Linked DNA regions of Homo sapiens: all the other regions are linked to region 1. Evidence: read pairs that join two places in POLR2A ChIA-PET (ENCODE). Cell type or tissue: MCF 10A. All regions are shown on one strand.

Region 1 (2,500 bases):
TGTGCTTATGTCTTTTTTTCCTTGTCATTTTACTCATTTTACCTTGGCTATCACTCCACTGCAGTTCATAACACACTGCCTCACTGTTTTTGACAGCTGCATAGTACTCCACTGTATGGAGGTACCATAGGATATCCCATTGGATATCCTAGTTGTGGGCATTTTGGTGCTTTCCAATACTTGGTAATTATAAGTTGTGCTGCAATGAATGACCTGTACACATTTACTTTCCTCTTGTTAAAGCATGCATCCTGTAATCCCAGCAATTTGGGAGGCCAAGGTGGGCGGATCACAAGGTCAGGAGTTTGAGACCAGCCTGGCCAATATGGTGAAACCCTGTCTCTACTAAAAATACAAAAATTAGCCAGGCCTGGTGGCACGTGCCTGCAGTCCCAGCTACTCGGGAGGCTGAGGCAGAAGAATCACTTGAACCCAGGAGGCAGAGGTTGCAGTGAGCCGAGGTCGCGCCATGGCACTCCAGCCTGGTGACAGAGCGAGACTCTGTCTCAAAAAAAAAAAAAAGCATGCACAGACTCTGGGGCTAGACAGCCTTGGCGGCAGTTCTGTCTCTTTAAATCATTAGCCTCTCTGTGCCTTGGTCTCCTCATCTGTAAATGGAGATGATAAACAGTACTCTTTCTTTTGGGTCATGGTGAGGATCGAATGAGCTAACATGTATAAAAATGCTTAGAACAGTGCCTGGCACCTAGGAAATGCTCAGGAAATGTCAGTTGCATGAGTCTGTACCAAACATTGTCAGTGTTCCAGCCATGCTGGTAAATGTTTAACAATGAGCTCTCAAAAAGAAAACCCCGAATTATGGCACTTGCCAATTTCCATGGTGTAAATACTCCCACATGGCTGACATCAAACTAAATTAATGGTTGTCTCCACACATGTAGCTGGGAAGCAATGCTCACACCCCAGAGGGAGCTGGCCCCGAACACCCCCCTGTGCCCTCTTGCCTGACCCGGTTTGGACACCAGCTGCCTGGCGGCCAGTGCTGGGGCGTTTTGTCCGGTGCTGCCCTCAGAAGGCACTCTGCCTGAGAGTACGCAAAGCCAGCAGTGCCTGGGAGTTTACAGCCCCCAGGGGGATCTTGTGGGTACAAATACTGCAACTGTTGGCTCTGATTGGCTGGCTCTGGGATGTGACTTCCTCCCTAGAGGCTGAGCCAAAGGCATCTTCAGCTGACTTTGCTTGAAGCCTCACCTTGGCTTGGCTTCCTGCCTTTTTTCCTCTCAGTTCCTCTTCCACCTGTCTTTGCAGATAACTTTCCTGGTAACTTCCTTTCACACGCAACCTTGTCTCAGGGTCTACTTCTAGGGAACCCACGTAAGGCTGCATCTCTAGATATCTTTTTCCCTTAAATGCCCTGGGGTTTGGGAGAGTTTCCCACTCAATAATACTCAGTAAGCTTTCCCATTAACCCCGCTATAAGCTTTTCTTGGTTTCCTCTGTGTCTGTGCCCCAAGGTGTGTCTGTCGTGGGGGGATGAGTCATGGAGCAAAGTCCTCCCCACTGACTCAGCAATGCCATTTCCTGCCCACAACCTTCTAGAACTCTTGCACTTTGACACAATGGGGACCAGCCCACCCCTGATTCACCAGCTCAGTTTTCTGTCACATCCTGTACTTTCCCTGAGGATTTTTCTGTTCTCCTTCTGACCAGAGTCAACGCCAACCAACCCACAAGCAGCAGAGAACAGAAACGTGGCCAGATGGTCTCCAATACGGATCAAAAACATAAAGAGGCAAACGTGGAGGGGCGGAAGGTCCTTGGCCCTTTTCTCTTGAAATTGAGTTCGCTGTGTTGAAATGTCCATCGTGTCTGCATCCCCTTCCTGGTTTTCCCCAAAGAGGCCGTGGCGGGGGAACAGGTGGCGTTCCATGTGGTGGCAACATGAAGGGATCACTCGCCAGCGAGCATAATCGCTCTGGAAACATTCGGAATACTCATATGTTCTGTACTTTTCCCCTGAGTCAATAAGGTAGAAATGCATCAGGAGAAAGTCAAAGGTTTCTGTCAAAATCCAGACCACAGGGAGAAAATGACGAGTTGATGGGGCTCACCCTGTGATCAATTTCTCCGTGAACCTGACAGGGAAGTCTTCTTAGAGGGCACCTCAGCGTCTGAAGTTGGCTTTCACAATGAGCAGAAGGTGAAAAGCTGCCAAACAACAGCCACTTTCAAAATCCAGTGAAAACAGAACTAAGCCAACAAAGGAATAACAAGGTCCCAGGTTGCAAAACAAAACAAGTTGGGAAAACTTGTCCAAGAGCTGTACTGAACTCTTGCATGGGCGCTGACGTACACAAATCATCCTCATCACCTCTGAAACGAGGCAGCTCTAAATTACTTCTTGAATTCCATATGGTTAATCTGCAGGCACAGGAACATGCTTTAGGGTGAAATTTAGTTGTTGTTGTTTTCACTGGGCTTGCAATAACATATTGTAAATGACTAAGGCTAGATGACACTTTCACACCAGTCTTGAAAT
Region 2 (2,500 bases), 86 kb before region 1:
GCTATTTGCTAAGATCCGTGAGTGACTTGAGGCCCCTGAACACGCTGCGTTCTGCCCTGGAAGTTGTGGGCTCCGGCTTCCAACACTGGCTTTGGTGCCTCTCGATGCTTGAAAAACTTGAGCCTAAAGGATCAGTTCACAGATCTGAGAGCTGACTCCGTGGGAGTCCCTTCAATGAACTCTCCGGTTGGGTGTGAGGATGTGATGAACTCCGAGGGATGCTTGGAGTCGGGCAGAATGGTCCAGTGACCAGACCCAGACCTGAAACGCTGCAGAGCATGGGGCTGTAGGGGATGGATCATCGAGGAGAGGTTGCGCCTCGCCCAGGTCACAAACAACCTTGACCTCCAGGTTTATGTTTAAAGAGAGAAAAGGCCATTCCCTGTTCACGCTGCAGGCCCGTCACAGAAGGCAGGGGCTGCTATTCACAGAAGCCCCCAAGGACATGGCCCATGCAGTGGTGGCCGTCTTGGCCACTTCAGTTGCTCCCCTGACCCCCAAAAGGGGGTTTGGAGGCCGCCATTCAGCAATTAAACGCCCTAGCCCATTCTTCACTGGCTCATCCTTCATTGGCTGAATTAGTCAGGTGCCCACCCAGCCCCAATGGGGACTGATGGATGGGCGTGGCAGGAAATGGTTGGCAAACAGCACCAGTGACCACCACACAGAATAGAGAGGTTTCTGCTGAATCCTTAATCGCTCAGAGAGAGCTGGGTTGAGGAAGATGCTGAGGTCAGTGGGGGAATGCGTGGCCGCCAACAGAGGGTGCCGGGGGAGGGCTCTGCTGGGGGTGTGTGCCCTGGAACTGCCTCCCCTGAGCCACACCAACTCTCCCACTTGCTGATAAGAAAATGAGGGTGCAAGGCAGCAGTGGAGGGTGAGGCGAGAGCCAGGGTTTCTGACTCCCAGGCCAGTCTCCTCCCAACCTTGGCCATGTTGTTACTTCGAGGACTCAGCTGGAAAATCAGATAATTGAGGGTTTTAGATTTCCTGTCCCCATTACATAGCAAGACTCTCTCCCTTCCTTAAGAAATAACACAAGAGGTGCCAGTGTGTGGCCTCTTCCCTCCAATCTGGAGCTGCTGACACAAGGGGGTCCCACAGAATGCCTAATGTGGAACTGCTGAAATTCCTGACATTGAAAAAAAAAAAAGATGGAGAGAAAATGTAACTGAATCTCTGTTGTTTGTTCACATAGAACTCAAATGATCCTGTCTTTTATTCCTCAGTGCAGGCTCATGTGGTTGGCCACATGTTGGCATCTGGGTTTGTAATTCTTACCAAATGAGTCAGCAGAGAGAGGAACATGGAGTTTTTCTTAACAGGCGTCTTTGAGTCAGTGCCCACTACCATTTAAAAAAAATGCTGGAGTCCCCGCTTCCTCTCTTGCTACGGAGAGACATGGCTGGCTTGTTCCAATGTGTGAATGCACACTTGTTTCCTTTCTGGAGGGCAACCCGGGCAGTGTTTCAGGCACACATGCGCGGACCCAATGTGCATGCACACATGTGTGCACAAACATCTTTGATGAGTTTGCAACTGGAAAAGTGTCTACATCTACCCCAGGCAGGAGCCACCACAGCTATAGACGGGCTCAGCTACAGCTCACCTGCTGGGTCAAGCCCTGAAGCAACTGGCACCAAAAGGCCAAGCTCAGCCCAGAAAAGGAATCCTTCCACAGCTTATTTATACTAACATGTAAATGACTGACATCTTTTTTTCTTTTTCCTGCTTTTTCCTTTGAATAAGTTTTGGTAGGGCAGAGGAGCTGAGGGTCCACAAGATCACAGATGGGTGGATGGTGGGGAGGGCCAAGGATGTAGGGGAAAGGAGTTGCTTTAAAATAAAGGAGAAGGCCAGGCACAGCACAGTGGCTCACGCCTGTAATCTCAGCACTTTGGGAGGCTGAGGTGGGCAGATCACTTGAGGTCAGCAGTTTGAAACCAGCCTGGCCAACATGGCGAAACCCTGTCTCTACTAAAAATACAACAAAACAAAACAAAACAAAACAAAACAAAAATTAGCTGGGTGTGGTGGTGCACACCTGTAGTCCCAGCTACTCAGGAGGCTGAGGCAGGAGAATTGCTTGAACCCGGGAGGTAGAGGTTGCTGTGAGCTGAGATTATGCCACTGCGTATCTTATGCCTGGGTGACAAAGCAAGACTCCATCTAAAAAATAAATAAATAAATAAATAAATAAATAAATAAATAAATAAATAAAAAGAAAAGTTTAAACAGAGGAAGATACAGGACTAAAGACAGACTTTTGTCTTTTCAGACGTTTATCAAGAAGTGACTTTGAGCTCACTTTGACTTGGTCTGATTGGAATATATTAAAGATCTTTCTCCCCTAACTGCTGTTACTTGGCTGGAAATCTTCCAGCTTAGGGCTGCACAGGTCCCACAGGCTTTGTATCTGTTCCTTTGTTTCAGGCCCCCTTGGGAAGTCCCCCAAAGCACACCCTAGTTATCCCTCCTTGGGAAGTCCCCGAAAGCACAC
Region 3 (2,500 bases), 54 kb before region 1:
CAGTGCCAGGCCCTACCTGAAACACAACCGTGATCTCCATTTGAGCCAGGAAAACCCGAACCATGGGGAGCCGCAGAGCCCGCCCCCCACCCAGTGACTCTCCGGTGTGTCAGTGCCAGGGTCTGAAGGTACTGAGGCTTTGCAGGCATCATCTCAAGCCAGCAGGGTCTGAAGCTACTGAGGATCTGCCAGCAACATCTCAAGACGGCATGGTAGCTCCTTCCCAGCACGCCACGCTGCCCTGCACCCACTGCTAGCTTCTGTCTATACTGCACTTGGCACTGAGAGCAATCCGATCAGAGGCAGCATGCGATTGCTTTGTTCCATTTTCCCAAGGCCCACTCACAGGGCCTGTAGGTACCTGCACGGTCCAGGTCCAGGTCCGTCATTGTTCAATCGAGCCACCATGAATTGGAACAACTGCATCTTTCAATCGCGTCCTCCAATTTGCCCAGAGCCATCCGAGCACAGATTCAGAACTGGATCTTTGCCTCTCTCAACAAAGTACACTAGGGGACTGAAGCATCCAACTCAAGTGTAGTGTTTTAAATAAGGAAGAAGAACTTAAATTCACCCACTGACCCATTTCCACAATCGTCAAAGTCACATGGCTTTATCGGTATTGTCATTTCTGTGTGAAACTTAGCTCTTACATGCTTAAAAAATAAGAATAATTGTTCAGATATGCTTGGGAACCAAAGAAAGAACAGAACTACTGTTTTCCCCACATTGTCAAACTCAAACAAACACCTGTGACAGATGAGCACCGCCTACTGAGGTCGCAGTTCACCTTTCTGCACAAGAGCTGGTGGCTTTGTTCTCTGTCTGGAAGGACTTTCTGTCTCCCTGTGCTGCGTGTCCTCTGGCCTCTTGGGCCCATCCTTCGACGCCAAACTCAAGGGACATATTCAGCCTTCATCTTTGGAGGGATGCCCAGGGACAGATGTGTCCACGGGACCCCCAGCACACAGACTGACCTTTCGGGGCTTACCCTTCAAAGGTGTCGTGTCATTTCCCTGTGCCCTGACCTCCACGCTGAGTTCCCTCTTTCCTTACTGGCCGTGGCATTGCATGGGTATAAGTGATTGTATGTAAGACAGTTATAGGATTTGTTTTCTGATAATCCCTGAGTTTTATATTTCTGCCAAAAGTTATAAGTGAGCAATCTTATATATACATCTGCCAGCTCAAATGGACACAATGTAGGCACAGGCATCTTGTGTTGAGAGGCATAATGGGGCCATCCCCGGGGTCTGCAGGGAAGCAGGCAGCAATTGATGAGGGGCATTCGTCCTGGGACGAAGGAAGGCGAGAAGCAGCCAGTATTTCCTGTTCTTGATACAATGTTACCCTGCCGCAAGGGTGGAAAATCCCACGTTTAAACCTGAAACTGATTGTTCCTGGCCAGCAGCCACTCCCACATCCCCAAACCAGGGGGGTGACTTACAGCAGTGCAGTGACCTGCCTGAATCACTCGAGCTCTTGCTGAAACGCAGGTTCTGAACCAGGGCCTCCAGGGCGGGGCCTGAGACTCTCCATTTATAACCAGCTCCCGGGTGATGTCTGAGGACCACGCCTTGGGTAGTGAGGACCTAGAGTGAGTGAATGAAGAGAACTTACACAACAGCCCAGCACATTCTAATGAGAAAGGTGACACCACCTACCCCTCTATCATTCACGAGCTTAGGACAGCTGGGTACCTCGTGGCCATCCTCAGTCAGCCCCACCTCTCAGGCCAGGGCCTGCTGTCTTTGATGAAACCCCTCTGTCCCTCCCACGCCTTTGCGCCTGTTATTCTCCAGCCCACCCTAAGTCCCCCATGAGGTGCTGGATGTCTCAGGCTTGGATCTCCTCATCACTGCCTCTCTTCTTCCTCAGTACCCTGGGAGCTGCCCACGTGGGCTCTCAGTGGCCCCTGCTCTCTGGCTTCTGGCAGGGGATCGCCCAGGCAAGGCAGGCGGCGACATCCCCCTCCTCAAATGGCACTTGTGTCTCCCGGAGAACTGTGAAGTGCAGGAGGCAGGGGGCCTGGGGAAGGGCCAGTGCCTGGTGAAGGAGGGCCGCTGCTATTATTTCTTAGAACTTTTTGTTACTTTTATTAAATCTGGAGGTTCCAGCTCAGTTCCCTCCTCCATGAAGCCCTCCTGGCTTAGCTCGACCTCCCTTAGTATCTTTCTCCTTTGAATGCACTCAGGGAATAACTTAGGCCCTTATTTTGAGCCATCTTCCTTCTTTTTGCTTAGTTGCCTCCAAGGCTCAGTATGGTCCCCTCGACACGACAAGAAGCTTCGATTCACTCACAGTAAACTTTTGCCAATGAGGAAAACCACAAAACACACCTGAAACTCAAATAACTCAAAAATGGTTTGAAAACAGTCTGTTTCTCTACGTCTCTCCCAGTGTTGGTAATACGTGTTTGGGGAAAGTGTCTAAAAATAATGAAATACTTTTTAAAATCTACTTTTAAAAGAAGCTTTATCGAGATATAACTCAAGTACCA
Region 4 (2,500 bases), 74 kb after region 1:
TTGTGATGTGCCATGCAGACCAAGGACTTCTGTGTAGGATGCTGTTTGCTAAGAGGGTGTTTCCTTGCCTGTCTCTTTCACTTTATGAGGTGAGCCCGCAAGCACTGGCCGTGTATTCCTAATACTTTCATGCCCGGTTAGATGATACCGAAAAGTGGCTAAGAACTTTAAAGATAGGTGCACCTACCCGGTATGATACTTTGCCAAGGACTGGCTTTTCCACCTGGAGAAACTATCAGTAGAACACCACTAGTAAAGTAGACACAATAGTACTCACCCTCTAGGTTTGCTTGAAAATTAAAGAGAACATGCATATAAAGACCTCAGCACAGAGCTTGACACATGACCATCGTCATCACCACCATCACCATCACCACCCTCTCATCACCATCATTATCATCACCACCACCATCATCATCATTATCATCACCACCATCACCATTATTATCACCACCATTATCATCCTCTATCATCATCATCAGCTTCATCATCACCTATCATCATCATCACTATTATCATTATCATCACCATCATCACCTTCGGCAGCATCACCATTACCATCATCTCATCACCGTCATTATCATCCCTATCCTCATCACCATCATCATCATCATCATCTTCGGCATCAGCATCCTCATCATCACCATCATCATCCCATTATTGACTGTCTTCCCTACTGAAAGCCCTATGTGGGCAAAGGCCTGTGTGTCATTCACAGATGTATCCTCCATACTCATTTGGGTTCCTGGCATCTGGTCATCATTCAGTAAGAATAAACTACATTGTTTTTCACATCTTGGGTGTAGCGATGTTCAATACAAGTTTTGCTTCATCTCCTCACTCAACAACTATACATTGAGCACCTGGCAGAGAACATGCCCTGGTCATGTGCTGGGGATAAAAAGAGGAAGAAGCTCCAGTCCCTGCTCAGCTCCTCCTGGAGGAAATAAATGTACAAGTGGCTTCTACTAATCCTTTAGGATTGGGTTAGAAACCCTTCTCCATAGTGTGACTATGGAGTAATTCTCCATAGGGTGAGTAACCATCCCAGCTTACCCAGGACAAAAGGGTTTCCTGGGACCCAGGCTTTCAATAATAACTTGGGAAAGTCCCCGGCAAACTGGGATGAGTTTGTTGCTCTACTTCTTTGGCTCCTAAGCTTAGGGGCAAGGAGCCCTCATGCCATAGAAGGCTGCTTCAAACAATGGGAGGTGCGGAGTACAGTGGTTAAAGGCATTGCTCCAAAGCCAGTGAGTCTGAATCCAGACTCCAGCCTGCCACTTACTAGCTACGTGAACTTGGGCAAATGACTAAGCTCTTTAAACCTCTGTTACCTCATCCATCTGTAAATAAGGGAAAACAATAGTTCTTAACTGAAAGGGAAAAGTAAATGAGTTAATACTGTGTACATGTGAAGTGCTTACGACAATCCAAGTGGAGGCCAAGTAATCAGAAAATATTAAAATTACTATTAGCCCCTCATATATCTTATCATTCTTATCGGCCTTAGTTTTACTTCAAACTCTCCTTCATTTACACAGAAAGTGTTTATATTAAGGGATGCACACTTATAGAATATTTGCAAAACTTACAAAACAGATTTGAGGCTGAGCTTCCAGGGGCGACTCCCTGCACTATACTGCAGAAATGAGCACCAAGGAAACTGCTGCCTCTTCTAGGATCAGAAGCCTTCAAATCACACAGAAAGGGGCTGCCACAGCTGTTGGCTCCAGAACCACCTCCATGGTCCACAGCAGCAAAGCCAGCACACCATGCCCTCTCCTTTGCTCACCTGCCTCCCTGAGAAATCCAGGGTTCGCCCCTGCATGTCTCGGTGGTTGACTCCAGATGGCTAGCACACAGAGACAAGCAGGGCTTTCTTCCTGTTTTATGTTGGGAAGGTAGGATTTGAAGTACGTGAACCTATCAGAAACTGAAGAGTGTTTAAAAGATTTTGAGTAACCATAAATGTCCAAATTGCCTTAGATGGCTGGCGCATGTCAATTTGCTTCTCTAGTTTTTCCCACCAGAATATGAGCCCTTGAAGGTCAGGACCTGGGTCTGGTTCATTGACATATTCCTAAGGCATATCACAGCCTGGCAGTTAATGGCAATCACTATTTGTTAGATGAGAAATGATAAACTATGCTGATTACAAAGACCACTAGGTACAAGGCATGTTCTTCATCATGGAAAAATGTAAGCCACCCTCTTCCTCTATGGATATTCCTAAAGGCATGCACTTCCTTTACACGGCACTGAAATGTGTTTTAACATTTGTGAAACTCTAGTATGGGCAGCGTAGAAGATGGTGTGAAGGACAGCAAGGGTTCTAGAAGAAATTGACCTCAATTTTTGACTCAGCCTCTTCCTGTGTGCTACTCATGAAGTCCCACACCCCAGCCTCAGTTTCTTATCTGTCTAATGGAGAGACTCTAGCCAACCTCCTGGAGTTGTTGAAATGATTAAATGATATGATATAGGGCAAAGATTGTGTGCT

What was found. ChIA-PET counts read pairs that join two places held together with the same protein. Peaks named below come from ENCODE experiments on the same cell type or tissue, not always from the same donor. Only the 100,000 strongest peaks of a DNase experiment are listed, where the experiment ranks them.
Region 2: POLR2A ChIA-PET joins it to region 1 with 27 read pairs; 4 of 35 experiments call an interaction of 5 or more read pairs at or near these places.
Region 3: POLR2A ChIA-PET joins it to region 1 with 19 read pairs; 5 of 35 experiments call an interaction of 5 or more read pairs at or near these places.
Region 4: POLR2A ChIA-PET joins it to region 1 with 13 read pairs; 4 of 35 experiments call an interaction of 5 or more read pairs at or near these places.

The regions. Positions count from the first base shown.
Region 1 is chr16:86,663,732-86,666,231 of GRCh38, reverse strand. No RefSeq gene overlaps it. Among named protein-coding and RNA genes, the nearest start is that of LINC02189, 57 kb to the left of the region's middle. RefSeq lists a silencer at 1,074-1,123 and enhancers at 1,224-1,353, 1,130-2,329. In MCF 10A, no CTCF peak of the experiment used is centred here; DNase peaks (open chromatin) are centred at 861, 991, 1,551 and 2,161.
Region 2 is chr16:86,750,050-86,752,549 of GRCh38, reverse strand. No RefSeq gene overlaps it. Among named protein-coding and RNA genes, the nearest start is that of LINC02188, 29 kb to the right of the region's middle. RefSeq lists a silencer at 1,153-1,447. In MCF 10A, no CTCF peak of the experiment used is centred here; a DNase peak (open chromatin) is centred at 1,279.
Region 3 is chr16:86,717,352-86,719,851 of GRCh38, reverse strand. No RefSeq gene overlaps it. Among named protein-coding and RNA genes, the nearest start is that of LINC02189, 3.4 kb to the left of the region's middle. In MCF 10A, no CTCF peak of the experiment used is centred here; a DNase peak (open chromatin) is centred at 1,491.
Region 4 is chr16:86,589,490-86,591,989 of GRCh38, reverse strand. No RefSeq gene overlaps it. Among named protein-coding and RNA genes, the nearest start is that of FOXL1, 12 kb to the right of the region's middle. In MCF 10A, no CTCF peak of the experiment used is centred here; a DNase peak (open chromatin) is centred at 1,259.